Linked DNA regions of Homo sapiens: region 2 is linked to region 1. The links are chromatin loops, found by intact Hi-C in ENCODE. Cell type or tissue: PC-3. All regions are shown on one strand. Links, peaks and the distances in the headings refer to the core of each region. The heading gives the core; the rest is flanking DNA.

Region 1 (8,462 bases), core at 1,678-6,677:
CATTAGATTTCATCAGGTAACTTCTCTAACTCAGCATCCCTTCCAAATTACTTGGCAGTTATAGCCCTTTGTATCTCACACACACACACATGCACAAATGCACACACAGAGAACTTACTTTATATACCTCATGACCTTGATGAGAATCTTAAACTCTTGTTTATACAATAAAGTATGGGAGAAGCTGAGAGATAAGATAACTCCATGTGATTGAATCATAAAATCTCAGGTTTGAAAAAAATACCTTTTTCACTCTATCAGTAGAACTATGATATTTTATCAGTCTTTGTCATTTTTGTAAAAAGATTGGGAATCCACTTCCTGAAGTCAGGAATTAATCCCTCATTGTGATTTAATATGTTTCTGTGTGGCAAACAAATTTGATAATAACCAGATACTATCATGTATCATTCTGCTTCTATCCCTTAGCTTGTGTTCAGTGATTATTTAGTCCTATGCTAAGATTCTATTTTTCCAAAAATTCCTTTATTGGAAACCCAGTTTAATCACATGTGAGAAACCAATGGCTGAAGGTTTAAACAAGTGATTCTGATTTGCATAAGGTTTGGTGGGCAATTTTGCCTCCCAATGGGTATTTGTCATGCCTGGAGACTTTTTGGCTGTCATAACTGGGGGAAGAGTGGTGCTGTCATCTAATGGGTAGAGGCAAGGCTACTGCTAAACATCCTGTAATATACACAGCAAAGCACTCTCACGATAAAGACTTATTTGGTCCAATAGTGACCAGGTTGAGAAACACCGCTATAAACTAGTGTTACAAAATATTTGCATTTTCTTTAGAGTTGTACATATCCTAATTCATTAGTGAAACAAATAGGAGCATTAGCATGTCTGTCAAAATTAGTAAAAAAATATGAAAGTAATTTCTAAGGATAAACTTCTCATTTCTATCTGCCTCCTCAGGGACAGTTCATTTGTTCAAATAAGTCTCTGTAAAATTTTTGTGAAACCGGCATTTAGTTCTTATAAGTTCTGAGTCCATTGTAGTTGCAGTTAACCCTTTTATGACACTTAGCAGAGCTAGAGCTCAAAACTTCTTTTACGGATGATGATGCTATTAATGTATTGGTTCAATAAATAATAATTAACCAGGCTAAATTACAGCATGTGAAAATAGACTGTCTAATTCTCATTCTATTTTCTGTATTATTTGATGTTCTTCTGCTTGAAATGTGGTAGCAGATTCTGAATTTTAATCTACCTCAATTCAAATGTCTATATGTCAGGAATGCAAAGAGAATGATTCCTCTGAATTTGGCAGTTAGTTTTATGGAAAAAAGCATTTGTCACCAAAATGGCCAAAATTACATTTTTATTATTTCAATTAGAAATAAAATGTTTACCTAACTTCAAAACATTACCAGAGTCTGTTTTCAGTGCCTCTTTTAAATCATTTTCTATACAAAACATATTACTGTAACTAGCTTATATTTTATCGTCACTTGCCTGAGATTCTATATATCAGAATTACTTCTTTAAGAGATTTTTCTTTTCCTGTGCTCACCGCATTGAATTTCCATTAATACTTCTATGTAACCTTTGTAATTCTATTGTTCTTTACCTTTGGTTAATAACCTTTTATTTAAAAATGCCTAAATAATTACACACTGCTTCTCAAGTATGACACATTTTATATCGTATTGTATGTTAAGACATTTTAATAGCAACAGTAATAATAAGTCATAAAATGTCTTAAATTTATAAACACATTTAATACAGAAGGTTCTAGTCCAATTTAAAGTTTCTTTTGACCTGTGCTTATACACACAGCCATAACACATACAGAACACACTTATACATTCCCACATTGGTTTACACTTGACATTTAGCCTCTTTCAGGAAGGATGTCACAGGCATTCTCTATGTCCAGTAGTGCCCGATAATCTCTAGGCTACAAAACCATGAATAATTTAACTAACAAATATTACAGGGAGAAAATTGCAAGGGAATTCTAGTAAGCTAAACTCAATTTTTAGACTTGGCAATTCAAAGATAAAAAGCTGTTTCTTCTATGAAAAATGTAAACAGAATCATTCGAGTTGACAGGTACTTTGGGTCTCACTGGCACTTCATCTCAAAGATTAAGATATCACTAGAAATTAGGACGTAATTTATCACCAAATCACCATGGTCTTTGTAGCGACTTTATCCCTAGGGGGCGCGAGATGTTAGCTCTCCCACAGATGCAAGCCTTCAGTCCTTCTGTCAGATGAACTTGGGAGTCAGTATACTCTCACAAGAAGAGAGAAGTTGATTATTATAGCAAACTTGAAAATTGATTCTAAAATAAGCACGATTATGGCTTCTAACATGCCATCCAACTTACTGCCACTCATTCTGCCCTAGGCCTTATGTCTGTAATTGTTGGCTTTTTACCTACTGCCCTCTGTCTAGTGTGGTATCTTATTTCTTTGTGTTCGTCCTGCTCTTCAAAGTTCTTTCCTGGCTGAGGATTTGGATTTGGATTTGGAGCTGTCATTAAAAGACACCATTCATGAATTTCCAATACTTGAATAAACAACTTTTACTTTACGGTCATCACAAGTGAAGAAAGGGACATTTCATGATATCATTTGCAAATTAGGGAGCACAAGTAATCAATCTTTAATTTCTCTTTAAAGGGAAGGGAAAATGTTCTCTCTTGTCATTCCATCTGTGAATTCCTATAAAATGTGTTTGCTGTTTGTTTCTCCTCAAGACAGAGCTTGCCACCCAAAATCAAAATCCAAGTTCTCTACACATCCAAGATAAGATATGAATGGCTTTAGAGTATGTGGCAGAAATGAGAATTCTCAAAATTCCAGTGTTGTCAACTGCTCTCTGATTTTCCAAAATGTTAGTTTGATAACCAAAATGGAAAGAACTCCAGAGTCATTTTAGTAGGTGCCCATTAGATGCTAGGCGTTGTTTCTGGAGATACAAAGCTTAAAAATACATGATCTCTTCCCTGTTCTGATTGTGCTTTCATCATGCCAATACACTATGTATTTGAAATTCATAGAGCTTTAAGACTCATTATAAAATATTATGTATATGTAGCACATTAAAGTTCTATAGAGAAGAGAAAAGAAAAATGGTCTGTGAGAAAGGGCAAAGCATTAAATTCTTGGAAAAGGAATTTTCTTATTTCCCTTTACCTGGCAAAGGATTCACTTCATTGGTACCTAAGCTCTGTAAACTGTTTTCACTCCTTGGCCAATCATGAAAACACTGTTAGTTGCCAAAGGAAGGTATGATTTCAAATAATAGGAGACAATTACAGGTGCATGCCCTGACATAAATTAAGGTATAGAGATGGATCCTCTCAAAATTATTACATATTCAAGTGCCTTGTTATAAGCTGATGAAAAAACAAAATATGAAATTACAAAATGGTTTCCTTGGCTTTGCAGACCTCTACCTGTGAAGTGTATGAACAAGACTTAATACACACAGCAGAAATTCCACATTTAGGAGCCAAATATCACAGAGAACAAGTAATGTCATGTGCAATAAAGCAATTTCCTAAATGTTATTAGTCTGCATGTCTGCAGCCACCTGTCTAAAGCTCCTTTATTTTTATTTTAACAAAGTTGAATAAAAAAATTTCTTCATTTACAGTCTTATGCTTGGTTTGATGTTAAAAGGGATTATAATTGCAGTATAGAGAACACAAAACAATTTTAAAATTATAGAGATAAATTTTTATTATGAGACTGAACATATGATAAGCAATTTGAAGTAAACCTCATGTCTCAAGTAGTAAATGAAAATGCATTCTCACTTTGCATATTTGGTATTCTGTCTTAACAATGTTAAAAATGCTGAAAACTAGTTGTTATGTTGCATATTTACATGAAGTGTGTGTTCTTTGTTATGTTTCTGTTCACTGGGGCAAAATTCTTAACCTTAAATGAAATTTTGGTATACATGGTGATTGATAGATAACAGTCGAAAGATGGTATCCTCCCAGTCCTGTTTCTTCAGAAAGTCAGAAGATGGTTTTATTTATGTGTTGCAGATTGCCGTCGCTTTGCATTTTAGCACCACCTGGTGGACAAAATATCATTTGTTTTTTTCTCTACTGTTTAAAGTAGCCCCTTCACACTCTATACCCGATTATGATACACCTTAATAGACATTCAGCTGTGTAAGTTCTAAATTTTAAAGATTGTTGTAAATAAACTAAGGTTAAAAAATTGAAATGTTTCCCAAGTACTATAACCAATTTAAATGCCTGGGTTTTTTTAACCTTCATAAATATATCCAGATTTGAATAATGCTTTTCATTCATATGCAAAAATTGCTTCTTTCCACATTTTAATTTTTTATTGTTTATATTTTTTCTTAATATAGAATTAAATAAGATGAGGCAGTTTTCTGTATGTACAAAATTGTGGTTTAAATTATATTGTCTTCCAAAAATTCACATAATCACTTTGTAAATAGCACTTTATGAAGCATGTTCATACTATAAATTCTTACTATGCTAATATTTTATACAAAATTAAATTAGTATTTTAATTTATACTACTACAAAATAAGCCACTTTCCCCTTATAAATAAAATTCAGTTGTGGTCTTATGTGTATTAATTCTCAGTTTTTAATAGTTTTTTGAATTTTACAGAAGAAAAATTTGATAATATTTTCAAATGAAAAACACAAATATAGTTAAAGCTAGTTTTGAGAATTTTAATCATGTTAGTCTTTGTGTAGTCCCACATTTCTATAAAATATGGTGGAAATTATTTCTATGAAATACAGTAAAGAAGATAATTCATCTGCAGATTCCACGATGTTCCTTTGGAATACACCACTTACCTGTTCTCTAGTAAAATTGGAGATCTGCAAATTTTGATTGTGTGATAGTCAAGGATTCAAACATTCAGTAGCTAAATAGAAAGGTGGTAATTTTTAAATGGAAAATATATTCTAGTCTCATACCTTTTGTATACCATTTAAAATAAAACTATAGCAGATGACAACCTTCATCGACATGCATCTTGAAGTTATTTGTCATTTCAAGAAAGCATTTAAAATTTTGTTCTCTCTCTCTTTCTCTCTTCTTCCTTTTTTTTTTTCCCCCAAAGGCCTTGGATGGTATACTGTAAATTCAGCATATGGAGATACCATTATCATACCTTGCCGACTTGACGTACCTCAGAATCTCATGTTTGGCAAATGGAAATATGTAAGTGTGACCTACCTGGGACTTGGTTAATTGCCCTTGTTCTTTTAAATAAAATTCTTTCTGTGAGTAACTGTGAATTTCAAATTAACCTAAATGCAATATTAAACTGTGAGTACAAATGTAGGAAGGTAAAATTGTGTGGAATATGGCAAAAAAATAATTCCTATCTTACATAACAAATGATATTTTAAAATAAAGCCAATAAACACATAGTTCTTAGAATGTATTAGTCTGAAAGATTCCACCTTAAGTGTTAGAGGCAAAGAAAAAAGCAGAGTTCCAGAATAAATCAGTGGATTATAGGACAGACCTCAGTGGAGGATGGCAACCTTTCTTCATTTGTTCATGTTCTACTTGATGTGGTTATTGCAAAGACAAGATATATCAGTAGATAGAGCCTTAGACAGTCTTTCGGAATTAATCATCAGTATTACAAGCTTGATTCTGGCATTTAGCCTTAAAAATGTGTTGATGCTATAGGTCTTTTTTATATTTAACGGTGTTGATTTTTTCCCATATTTCTTGCAGATAGTAAAATCAAATCTTCTCAGGTATGAAGGTACAAGTGGGTCTGAAAATGGAGGGTAGAGATCCTGGTAGGGAGATGTGGAATGGCTATGTAACTTTGAGTAATAAAATGTCTCAATTTAATTAATCAATATTAATGCAAAGTGTTTGTGTGGTACAATTTCCCAATGCTGGACCACAGGAGACTCATGACAGTCTGCAAGCTTCAAGTAGATATGTTTCCCTGGACACAATATCAAAATTTCCCTAGCTCCTTGAAATGTTAAAAGGTATTTGCAAAGGAAAAGAATTTGATGGTCAAATACTTTACAAAAAGTTTATTGCGGCCGGGCGCGGTGGCTCACGCCTGTAATCCCAGCACTTTGGGAGGCCGAGGCGGGTGGATCATGAGGTCAGGAGATCGAGACCATCCTGGCTAACAAGGTGAAACCCCGTCTCTACTAAAAATACAAAAAATTAGCCGGGCGCGGTGGCGGGCGCCTGTAGTCCCAGCTACTCGGGAGGCTGAGGCAGGAGAATGGCGTGAACCCGGGAAGCGGAGCTTGCAGTGAGCCGAGATTGCGCCACTGCAGTCCGCAGTCCGGCCTGGGCGACAGAGCGAGACTCCGTCTCAAAAAAAAAAAAAAAAAAAAAAAAAGTTTATTGCATCACTTCTCGGAGTCTTTCATATGTAAAATGCATTAAGAATTGTCTGAGGGTCATAGTTTGATTCATTGCTTAGATTTATTTGACCACACAACTTTTTTCCTCAGATATCTCCAAGAACAAACATTCTGCAGAACACACTGTAAGAAATGTGCTTAAGCTTGCACTCAAGGGGTGGTTTAACACAGTCTTTTAAAATATAGGTTCTGAAATCAACAGGTTCCACAATGTGCTCACTGTGAGATTCTGGGCAGAGGAATTAATCCCTATTTTTTCATCCATAAAATGAGATAAAAATATCTTCCTCATAGTGTTGTTGTCAGAGTACCCGAAGAAATTGATATCAAAATACTTACCTAGTACTTGTCGTGTAGTAATCATTCAACAAAGTGAACTCGTGTCTGTGATGCTGCAGAATCCTAACCATACTATGCTCGTGTGAGTGGGAAATGAAAGGAAAGGAAAGGAAGGTGGTAAGGCAGCACAGCATTTCTCTGTAGCCTCCTTCTATTTAGTATCCAGTTCACTCGAGGTAACTTTGAACTATTTCTGGTTTCCTATAAATGTGGAAATGTGAAGTTAAGGCCTCTGAGGACAGAGTCTATTAGTGCCAACAAAATTCCAAGTGCCTGGGAGACTACCACACAATGCACTTGTTCAATCAAATTTGCTGCCAAAACAAATGGAGTCAGGTGATGGCAAACTTTGATGATCATAGAAAATTCTAACTATAACCCAGGGAGTAGCATTCACCCAGGGAGCAGCACAGTTAGTGAAATGTGGGAGTTAGTAAACCCAGGGAGTAACACAGTTCAGTAAACTGAACTGGCACAGTGGCACTGGAAATCAAACAATAATGGCAATTTTCAAATTTTTAGTTCAGCAAAAGTCTTCAGCAATAAACTGAAATATATTTGAGGCACTATATGCTCTAAAGTCAATCTTGATTTGCAGAAATCAAACAATAATGGCAATTTTCAAATTTTTAGTTAAGCAAAAGGCTTCAGCAATAAACTGAGATACATTTGAGGCACTATATGCTCTAAAGTCAATCTTGATTGCAGAAATGCTAAAATAGAGCATTTGCAATGCTCTAATTTAATGTAACCACCTAAAAGACAAAGGAAAGTTTTGGAAAAATGAGCCGAAGTAAACATAGAGAAGAAATGGCCTGATTTCTCCTGGATCATATTGTAAACTCCCTGTGAATGGAGATTACAGCTCCCTATTCACTCCTCCCAACCCTACTCCTGACACCTCCTCACCATTATCTGCCATAGTGCCTGGTGCAGAAGAGGGATTGAAGGCTATCAAGAGTGGTACAGTGTAACCATAATGAGGCCAAGCTCTAAGCTCAAATTTTTGCTCTGCTAAGATTTCCCAGCCAAGACCTTGGAAAGTTACTTAACCAAACTCAACCTCCATGGTCTAGTCTGTAGATGAGGCTAATATTTAAGTTTAACTTATAAGGCTGTTATGAATATTAAAACCAATTACTGCATAGAAAGCCCAAAGAAGGCCGGGCACGGTGGCTCACGCCTGTAATCCCAGCACTTTGGGAGGCCGAGGCGGGCGGATCACGAGGTCAGGAGATCGAGACTATCCTGGCTAACAGGGTGAAACCCCGTCTCTACTAAAAATACAAAAAAATTAGCCAGGCGTGGTGGCGCGTGCCTGTAGTCCCAGCTACTCTGGAGCCTGAGGCGGGAGAATGGCGTGAACCCGGGAGGCGGAGCTTGCAGTGAGCCGAAGTTGTGCCACTGCACTCCAGCCTGGGCGACAGAGCGAGACTCCGTCTCAAAAAAAAAAAAAAAAAAAAAAAAAAAGAAAGCCCAAAGAAAACACCTGCCATAAAGTTAAGTGCTCAAAAATTAGTAACTATTATTTATTGAATAAGGGGATGATGAATAAGGTAGTGGTCTAACATACTTTGCATAATGAAGGAATGACTTAAGAAGAGGATTTGCGTTGTAAACCTGTGATTAAAACAGTTAAGAAGAATATTGTTGATGTATTCAGATATTTAAGCAAATAAAACTTTTGGACTCCAATATCAACTTAGTAATTGATATTATTAATTCTTAAAACTGAATCCTC
Region 2 (8,462 bases), core at 1,721-6,720, 920 kb before region 1:
AAAACAGCACTGTGAAAACAGTGATAATAAAGAGAGAAGGAAGGTGGAGTTGGAAAGAGCTTTAGTGAATTACTGAAATATAACCTTTTTACCCAGAATACAAAAAAAAATCTGAGGGAGTGAATCTCTGTCTCTCAGACATACGAGTGTATGTCTCTCCTGTAGTGTATGTCTCTCTCGTAGACACATACACATGCATGCACACACACACACAAACACCCTACACTAGAACAATCTATCCCTTCATTTAAACTGCATTCTGAAGTCCGAATTATCACTAGTTACCTAGCTAAGGCAGAGAACTATAACCATCTTCTCATCATAACCAAGCTCCATTGTGAAACCTTAAACTTGGGGGATGATTCCAACTCCCCAAGCAAGTCGATGCTATACATGAATGTAATCTATCCGTCAATTACTAAATTAAGTCTCAAATTACTATTCTGTTTCTGTTATTATGGGCCTCTAAAAAACTTGAAACACAAAGTGAGTGTTTAGAAAAATATGTAATAAAGCTCTTTTTTTTGAACCTTTACAATACAGAATGGTTGTCTTATGCTGCTTCTAAATCTGTCTCAGTGTTTTAGATAGAGTCCAAGATCTAAAAACTAAACACCCTTTAGTATTTAACCTCCCTATTAGAAGCATATACATAACCTCAACAAGCAGAATTATATGGTGCCCTTATCAATGACCTTAACAGTGTTCGTGAGAATGTAAGGAAATACACATTTGCATACACTATCGACAAAAAAATAATTCATACAAATAATCTGGAGAACTATTTGGCAAAGCCTTTAGAAATTTGAATCAAAACCTTTAGAAGTCCTTAACTTGTTTAACTTAGCAACTTTCCTTTTAGGGATTTATAAAGACAATCAGTTAAGTGTACAGAGACATATATAAGGGACATACACTACAGGGTAGTTTATGTTAACATAATGAAAACAATCTAAATGTCAATTGAAAGGGGACAAGTTAAATAAATCATGATATGTTTGTGGATAGAATAGTATGTAGCCTTTCCAAATGATGGAAGTGAAGCAAAGTAATTGCTGTAGCGTTATGTCTATGCTAATGTATTGGGGGAAAAGATGCATGCTATTAAGCAGTTCAATAACATCATCTTATTTTGTGATTGAAGAGACATTTTGTTTCTTGTATATGCAAAGGACAAGTCTGTAAAGTCTGGAACACAAATAAATCCATGCTATCAGTCTACTTTTAAATATTTTCTGAACATCTAAAATTGATTCTGTCTTACTTCTGTAATCAGGAAAAAAATTGTCATATTCATTTGATAAAATATGAAAATGCCATCAGAGATTCATTTGTTTTGACAGAAGGAAGCAAGTAATTTGAAGAGAGATACTGGATATTTTAGATGAATTCTAAAATGGAAATATAGGATTAATATGTTTTTACCTTTGTAATAAATAGAGAAGGGTTGGCGGTATGAAAGAACATATTCTAAAAGCAATGAGACCATATCTTCAGTGGCTGACATAAAAAACCATGTTTTATAGAATGTAGCAATGATAACTGGGTACACATGGATTCCATTTTAACTGTGTTTCAATAAATGCTTAGAAATATAGCTGGGAAAACTCTGTCAGAATCTATTAGTGGTTTCACTAACATAAATGTTAAAAACTTATTCCAGATGTTAGGATAAGTTGAATCTATTATCAGATTCCCTTGCCCAAATTGTTGAGATATTTACTTTTAGATTCCACGGCACATCATCCTACATTAGCTCATGTTTTAACTGCTATTATTCTTATTAACTTTTCAAATAATAGTATAATTAAATTTTAAAATTATGTAACTTAAATTATGATATCTAGTTACAGATATGTATTTGTATATACATAGGTAAATTTCACTTAGTAAACTTGTAATTTGTAAATGATCTCTGAAATCATGACTGTTATATTCTCTCCTATTAACTTCAGAGTTAAGAACCTTCACATTCTTGAAGTTACAGGCAAAGTAAAGAAAAGGTCCTACAGCGCTTGAGAAAGAATTACATTTTATTTGACTAAAATGAACCCTGTTAAATTATAAAGTGATTTTCTCCTTTCATGAGACTCTTTTGTAAGTTTTCATTTCAATTTTCAAAAGTGAGAACTATTATGCCCAATTATATCAAAAGAGTTTATAATTATTTTTAAATGCCTGAGTGTACATTAGTAAATAATGAAAGCATTTATAGCTCTCTTGCTTTTTAGTAAAGACATATATACATATATTCTTTCCTCCATATATATGTATGTGTGTATGTGTAGAAAATATTGTGATAATATAGATCATATATGTGTGTGTATATATGTCATACATATATACACACACATACATGGCAATCATATAGAACATGTCTTTATGACATGATCTATAAATCATACAGATCATATGTCTTTATGACCTATATACACATATATATGATCTATATGATTGCCATGTATGTATGTGTGTACATATGTCCATATATATGAAATATATATATATGAAATATTTTGATCTTTCATTTAAGTGGCTGGAAATAAATATTGAATGTCTATACTGAAAAAAATGATCTTAGGTTATATTGTTCTCAGAAAATGGGGCCCATTAGAAAAAAATATGAGAAATTAAATAAAACACTAACAAAAATAGATATTAGAAATTAAATAACACACTAACAGAAGGGTGAGCTGAAAAGGTCAGAAGCAGGGCAAAAAAGGGTAAATTATTGTCAAAGAGACATACAAGAGGAATAAGAAATAATAAGAGCATGAGAGGATCTAATATTAATTGATTTGAATTAAAGAACCCATCAGGACTCCTTTCATATGTTCTGGGGACCTAAGATCAAATCCATTTTTATTGAAGTATTTTCCCCTTTAATTCTTTTACTATCAAATAGGACCATCCCATTTAAACAAGTATCCTTTTTTATCTTTGGTCACTAGCTATTCACAATTTTCTTACCTAATATATAGGATCTTTAAGGTTTTTGACAGGGTGAAAGACATAAACAATACTCTTGATGCCAAAGTGTGAAATTATACCTAGTTCAATCTGTTTACTTTTGAATATTCACTTGTGAGCCCTGGACATACCAAGAGGCTGAGTATTCGCAGGCAAAATATAAGCAGAGGCCTCAGGGTCTGAATTAAAGATTGGGTCATTCTTTTTCTGTGTATATGGATGGGTGTGTGTGAGTGTTTGTATTGGTGTGATTTTCTGTGATTTGAGTTGCCATAGTGAGCACAGAGGGTTCACAGTGTTGTCACAGGGAAATAATTATAATACGTTGAAATGAGAAACAGGTAACATTTTTTTCTCATGATTTTTATTACTCTTGCTTAAAACATTTTTTTTTACCTGTGTTGGAATTGTTCCCAATATTGCTTTAGTATTGCTGGCATTAATTAGTAAAAACAAACTCTCACACAATTCTGTCTCTGTCATTGCTACCTTGCCTAGAACCACAAATTCTCTGGGTCATCAAAAAGAGAGGTTGTGATATTGCTAAAATGCCCTTCAAACTGTATACATCCTCTGAGGTGAGGTGTTATTAGCTCTTTTTGTCTTTAGGAAATTAAGAATTTTCTTAAAATTCTCAACTTTTATGTTGCTGTCCACCCCATGATGCCAGCTCACCTTCTTAAGCCAAAGCAATGTAATTCTTAGTCATCCAGCAGGTGGAGTTAGGTCGCCTAATCTCCACTAAATCGCAAAGAAAATGCTGAGAGGATGCTGATGTGTAACAGCCTGGCCTACACAGATAGAAATGCCTGTGTTTCTATACCAGGAAAGTTTAAATCATTCTGTTCCCTCTTTCTTGAACTGATTGAAAAATCTGTGATAGCTTGATCATTAGCCCTAAAATATTTATTTGAATGCTCTCCAAGTCAGCCCTATCTAATCTATCAGAGTAAAGAACAGAAAAAGAGGGGCATTTCTTGTTTCTGCTAATTCTTGAGCTCTTCTTTTTTTATGAGAATGCATTATGTGTCCGTTTAGAAAACAATGTTACCACATATCCATAAATCCAGGAACATATGAATGTAAATAGAGTCACACTAGCTCATAAGACAGAAACAAACCCGCACCTAGCATTCATCCCTGTCACTAATCAACACATATCTTCCACATGGGGCCCAAAGCATCTAGATTTTTACTACCAACGAACCCAAATGCTATTTATGTAGTGTGTGTTCTGAGGTGGAGTGGAAAGATGTGCACCCAGCTGGGGGTAAGATGCTTAAAGACAAAGAAGACAATGAAACTCACGTGCATTCTGGAGTAAACGCTATATAGGAGCCTGGTAAGAGTAATGAATTAACTTCTAACAAGAGCTTTTGAATAGAAACAGCATCTCCCAAATGTTTCTTAAGAAACTACCATAACTCCATGGTTTAAACACTTCTGATTTATTGCCTCTGCTCATCTTAAGGCTACTGTAGAGGACAATATGTAAAATATGCTCATGGGACCTAAGAAATTATCTGGTACAGGCCCAGGAAAACAAAAGAAGAAAGATTTAATTACAGAAGGTATATAATCTAAGTTTTATTGCCTCTAGCTGCTTCCTTAGCAGTGCTTTGTACATAATAATAGCTTATTCTATTTTTCCCACTGGGGAGGCAGAAAATAAAGTTAATATCATCCTTCTATCAGAAACATTAAGGCAAATTCATTCATTCTGAAATCTTATTCCTGGTGTATGTGAAGTTGGGGGTTAGATATGGAATACAGAGGAAATGAATATAGAGAAAGTAATTAATATTGCTTTATAATTTTTTCATATATATATTTCTATATACATAAAATATGTATAACATACTTGGCCAAAAACATTGTTCCAGCATCATTAATTCTTTAGAGGAAGGCATTTTATTTACATAGTGAGGAAGCCAGAATTCTCCTATATTGGTTGCACTAAGAGTTCATGTCCAGCACTAACATAAACTCAGGATATGGACAAACATGGCTGACGGGACCGTAAGAGTATCTAGGAGAAAGCTAAACTGCAACGACAACCTGAGTAATGTGAGTTTTCATCCAGGTCACCCATATAAGATCTAAAACCTAGAATATTTGGCCTAAGTTAGGGGAAGGAACAAAGTTCACATGACAATACTTTAAAAGATGTGACAGACAATTTGATTGTGTTCTTTTACATCTTAACCTTTATACAAAGGAGTTTTGTCATTATAGCAATTCAAAGAAAGAAAAACAACTAGAATGGACATAATTGAACAGAAATCGGAGAGGAGAGGTTTACTTATAGGTGAATAGTTTAAACAGAATTTAAACAGTTTATCAGTAAGTATTCTTGTCAGCAGACTGTTCTGAAACTTCTTGGCACAGATTTTTCCCTGTTCTCTTCCTGCTGCCTCCTATTAGATAGCTTCCTCTTCTTTATCCAGACAACTACTCCCTACAGCCTCTTTCTTTGCTTTGCTCATTGGATGGTGTGTATTTCTTCTAAAGAGATTACACTGGAGACTTGTTTCATTCACCTTCTAGGCACATGACATGACTTTCACCTTTAGCGAGCTTTCATAATGCTTTTAGCTGTGGAAAGTTACACAAACTAATTTATGTCTAAGGAAGCAAATAGATTAACTTAATGCCCTACAAAGGATATTATATGGCATTCAAAGGCATTCTTCAACAACATTAGGAAGACAATTTAAAAATGAATCTTCCCATTTCAGGGAAGGCTATGATTTTATTCAAATGAAATTTGGTACATTATCTATCCAATGGAGATCTCCAGGATTTGGAATTGCATACTGTAGTTAGTGTTAACCTTCATTTAATGACAATCAGCCAATGCAGAAAATGGGAAAATAGGGATGGCATTTTATGTGGCTTGATATTTTTGTGTTGGAAGACACTGTTTTCAATCAACAGGTGTGGTCTTCTAGGTCTGTTCTTACAAGAACTTCTGGCTGCTGTCCAGGTTACTCATAAGCTGCACCTGTCAGACACCAAAGTCTTCCATCTACCCCTCGAAGAGAAAAAGAGAGTGAGTAAGAGTGTTTTGACTCTTTCATTCTTTTATGAGTTTCAATTTAAAATGTTTATTTTATTCACACAGAGGCCCAGATTTCTTTCAGAGAACAAACTCATTACCAATGTCAGAACTCGCAAAACCTGCTGTTGGGTCTGAAACACACAAGTTTACCTATCAGCTTCCTCCCCCGCCTCCTACACCCACCCACTTTCAACCTGTTTCCAATATACACCAAACCTTCTCATAGAGCTTTGGCAGGGACCTGCTTTATGCATTGCTGTAGTTCAAACAGAGCAGAACAACAAACAAAGAATCTTTTTCCCGCACGTAACCATGAGTGGGGAAAATTATTCCCCTAAAGGACACACCCTGAAAAACAACAGTAAAGAAGATGGAATAAAGCGAACAGATTACTGCTTAAAAGCTCACACACCCTACCACATTTAAACTTTTCCCTCTCTTGCTGAGCAGCATTTTTTGTGTTGTAGCCTTATCTTTGTCAGTAAATTTTCCAGTGGCATTCCAAAAAAAAAAAAAAAAAAAAAAAAAAAAAAAGCACAAGATCAGACATTGGAGAAGAGATGCTGTAAGTTATAAAGAATAAAAGGGACAATAGAAATGCATTTCTGTAAGTAAAATCTTTAGTTCTACATTTGGCTTATGATCTCAAAGAAACTACAGTTTCATAGAGAACAGAGAACATATGTCCAACGTATCATGTAGCTCATTTTCCCACCCCTAACAGATCAATACCGATGGGATTTATTCTTATAGCCCCTGGACAGAGTTGATCCAGTACCTTTTTTTCTACATTTTTTCTTCTGGTGATCCCATCTTATAAAAATCCTCTGGCTTCTGACAAGTGTTCCAAATTCAACTGGATAGCAGCTTTAGTCGAATTCATCTGTCATAGACACTGAAAGGCATTTTTGTGTCTTGTCTTCGGTAAAATATGTTGCCAGGATGGTGGCTGGTGGCACCATGTCAAGTTTCCTGCCTTTTGCCTTCAAGTCCCTACCTTTGGCCATACTCTAATTTGAGCAGGTGAGTGATTTAGCAAGATTTTGGTCTACCGTTTTCTTGTTGTGAGTGGATCAGTTAACAAGGCCTGCAATTATCTCCCCACCAAACAACCTCAGTAATTACCACCAAGCACTCTGAAGCATTTAGATAACACCTTTCTTTTAGTGAAGGAAAAGTCCTAGGACTTTTTAAATGGTGTCAGATTTAGTATTATGTATCATATTAAATGAATGGGAAGGTGTAATTACTGTTGTTTTTTGCTGTTAAATTAATCGTCTTTACCTAGCCTCAATTTAAAATCAAGGTATGTAAATGACCTTTATGTTGGATATTTAGATACAATGTAGTCTTCAAATTAGAAACAAGGCCTTCATTAATTTCCAGGCACAGAAATCTTTTCTATGCATTGTTTGGGCCTTTCATTTCTGTGAAGTCATTTTAGACAATACCAGGTCTTTTCTGAAGAGAAATAGTTTTGTAAAAGCCAAGTGACATAAATCAAAAAGAAAAGGTAGCTATCTTCATCTGAAACTGTCAAGAAAAATTCTGGTCAATTTACAAGAGGGTGATTATAGCAAGGCCACTAAGAAATGACTTCTAGAAATTAAATATACCCATTTAGTTAAAGCATGATTTTGTAACTACTGAGTATTAGTGGCAAAGTTAAACTGAGTGCATTTTTACGATAAGTTTAATAATTGGACTGGGGAAATGTGGAGATGTAGAAAGATAGAGCTCCGGAGGAAAAAGGAGAGGCTGGGAGATGTGGAAGAAGAAAGATGTAAATAAATCCATGGACACTAACACCTATTCTATATTCAATCACATTTATAAAATAAAAATCAGAAACTTCTACACCTTTCTGCTCTTTCCTTGCACTTATTAAAAAAAATACAAAAACATTTCATGTCTAATGACTTAACCTTGCCAAACATAGTTCTCTATTTACCAATAACAGGATAGTATAATTATTATTATATATTATCTGTGTACATTATTTTACTCTGCTTCAAAAAGATATCAACAAAATGATAATTTTTTCAAGATTTTAAAAGATTGATGAGTCCTAGCTAGTTACACAAGAACAAAAAGTTTTCATTTGTTTTTCCGAACATATAAAAATATAACATTAAATAACAAGGGCCATTTATGGTATTAAGAAAAATAAAACTCTTGGTACTATAAATTATTTTTATAATTGTGATCACCTATATCACCTTTCTTTTTATATGTAAGCCTGTCAAATCGTGCTCATTTGTGTACCTAAATTGCAATGTATAGCATCTTACCATATGATATTCCTGTCTGGCTCAGAGAACCTGCTAACTCCCTAGGGCTCAATAAAATCTTATTTGTCTCATCTAATGAAAGGATTTCAAGCCAAAACCCTCAAGCCAAAAACAATGTGATAGTACTCTCTAAACTCTGG

The links. Hi-C counts contacts between places; a loop is a spot of excess contacts. Peaks named below come from ENCODE experiments on the same cell type or tissue, not always from the same donor. Only the 100,000 strongest peaks of a DNase experiment are listed, where the experiment ranks them.
Region 2: a loop joins it to region 1, with 10 times the contacts of the local background. A loop is called at or near these places in 19 of 110 quality-filtered maps.

Annotation. Positions count from the first base shown.
Region 1 is chr3:105,514,976-105,523,437 of GRCh38, forward strand. It overlaps ALCAM (activated leukocyte cell adhesion molecule), which reads left to right. Exons shown (of 16, transcript NM_001627.4): 2 at 5,092-5,192. Among named protein-coding and RNA genes, the nearest start is that of ALCAM, 150 kb to the left of the region's middle. In PC-3, for the core only: CTCF peaks have their summits at 2,176 (motif pointing right) and 4,051 (motif pointing left); a DNase peak (open chromatin) is centred at 4,036.
Region 2 is chr3:104,593,078-104,601,539 of GRCh38, forward strand. No RefSeq gene overlaps it. Among named protein-coding and RNA genes, the nearest start is that of ALCAM, 770 kb to the right of the region's middle. In PC-3, for the core only: a CTCF peak has its summit at 3,668 (motif pointing right); DNase peaks (open chromatin) are centred at 3,154, 3,684 and 5,974; H3K4me3 peaks cover 1,067 bases; H3K27ac peaks cover 1,752 bases.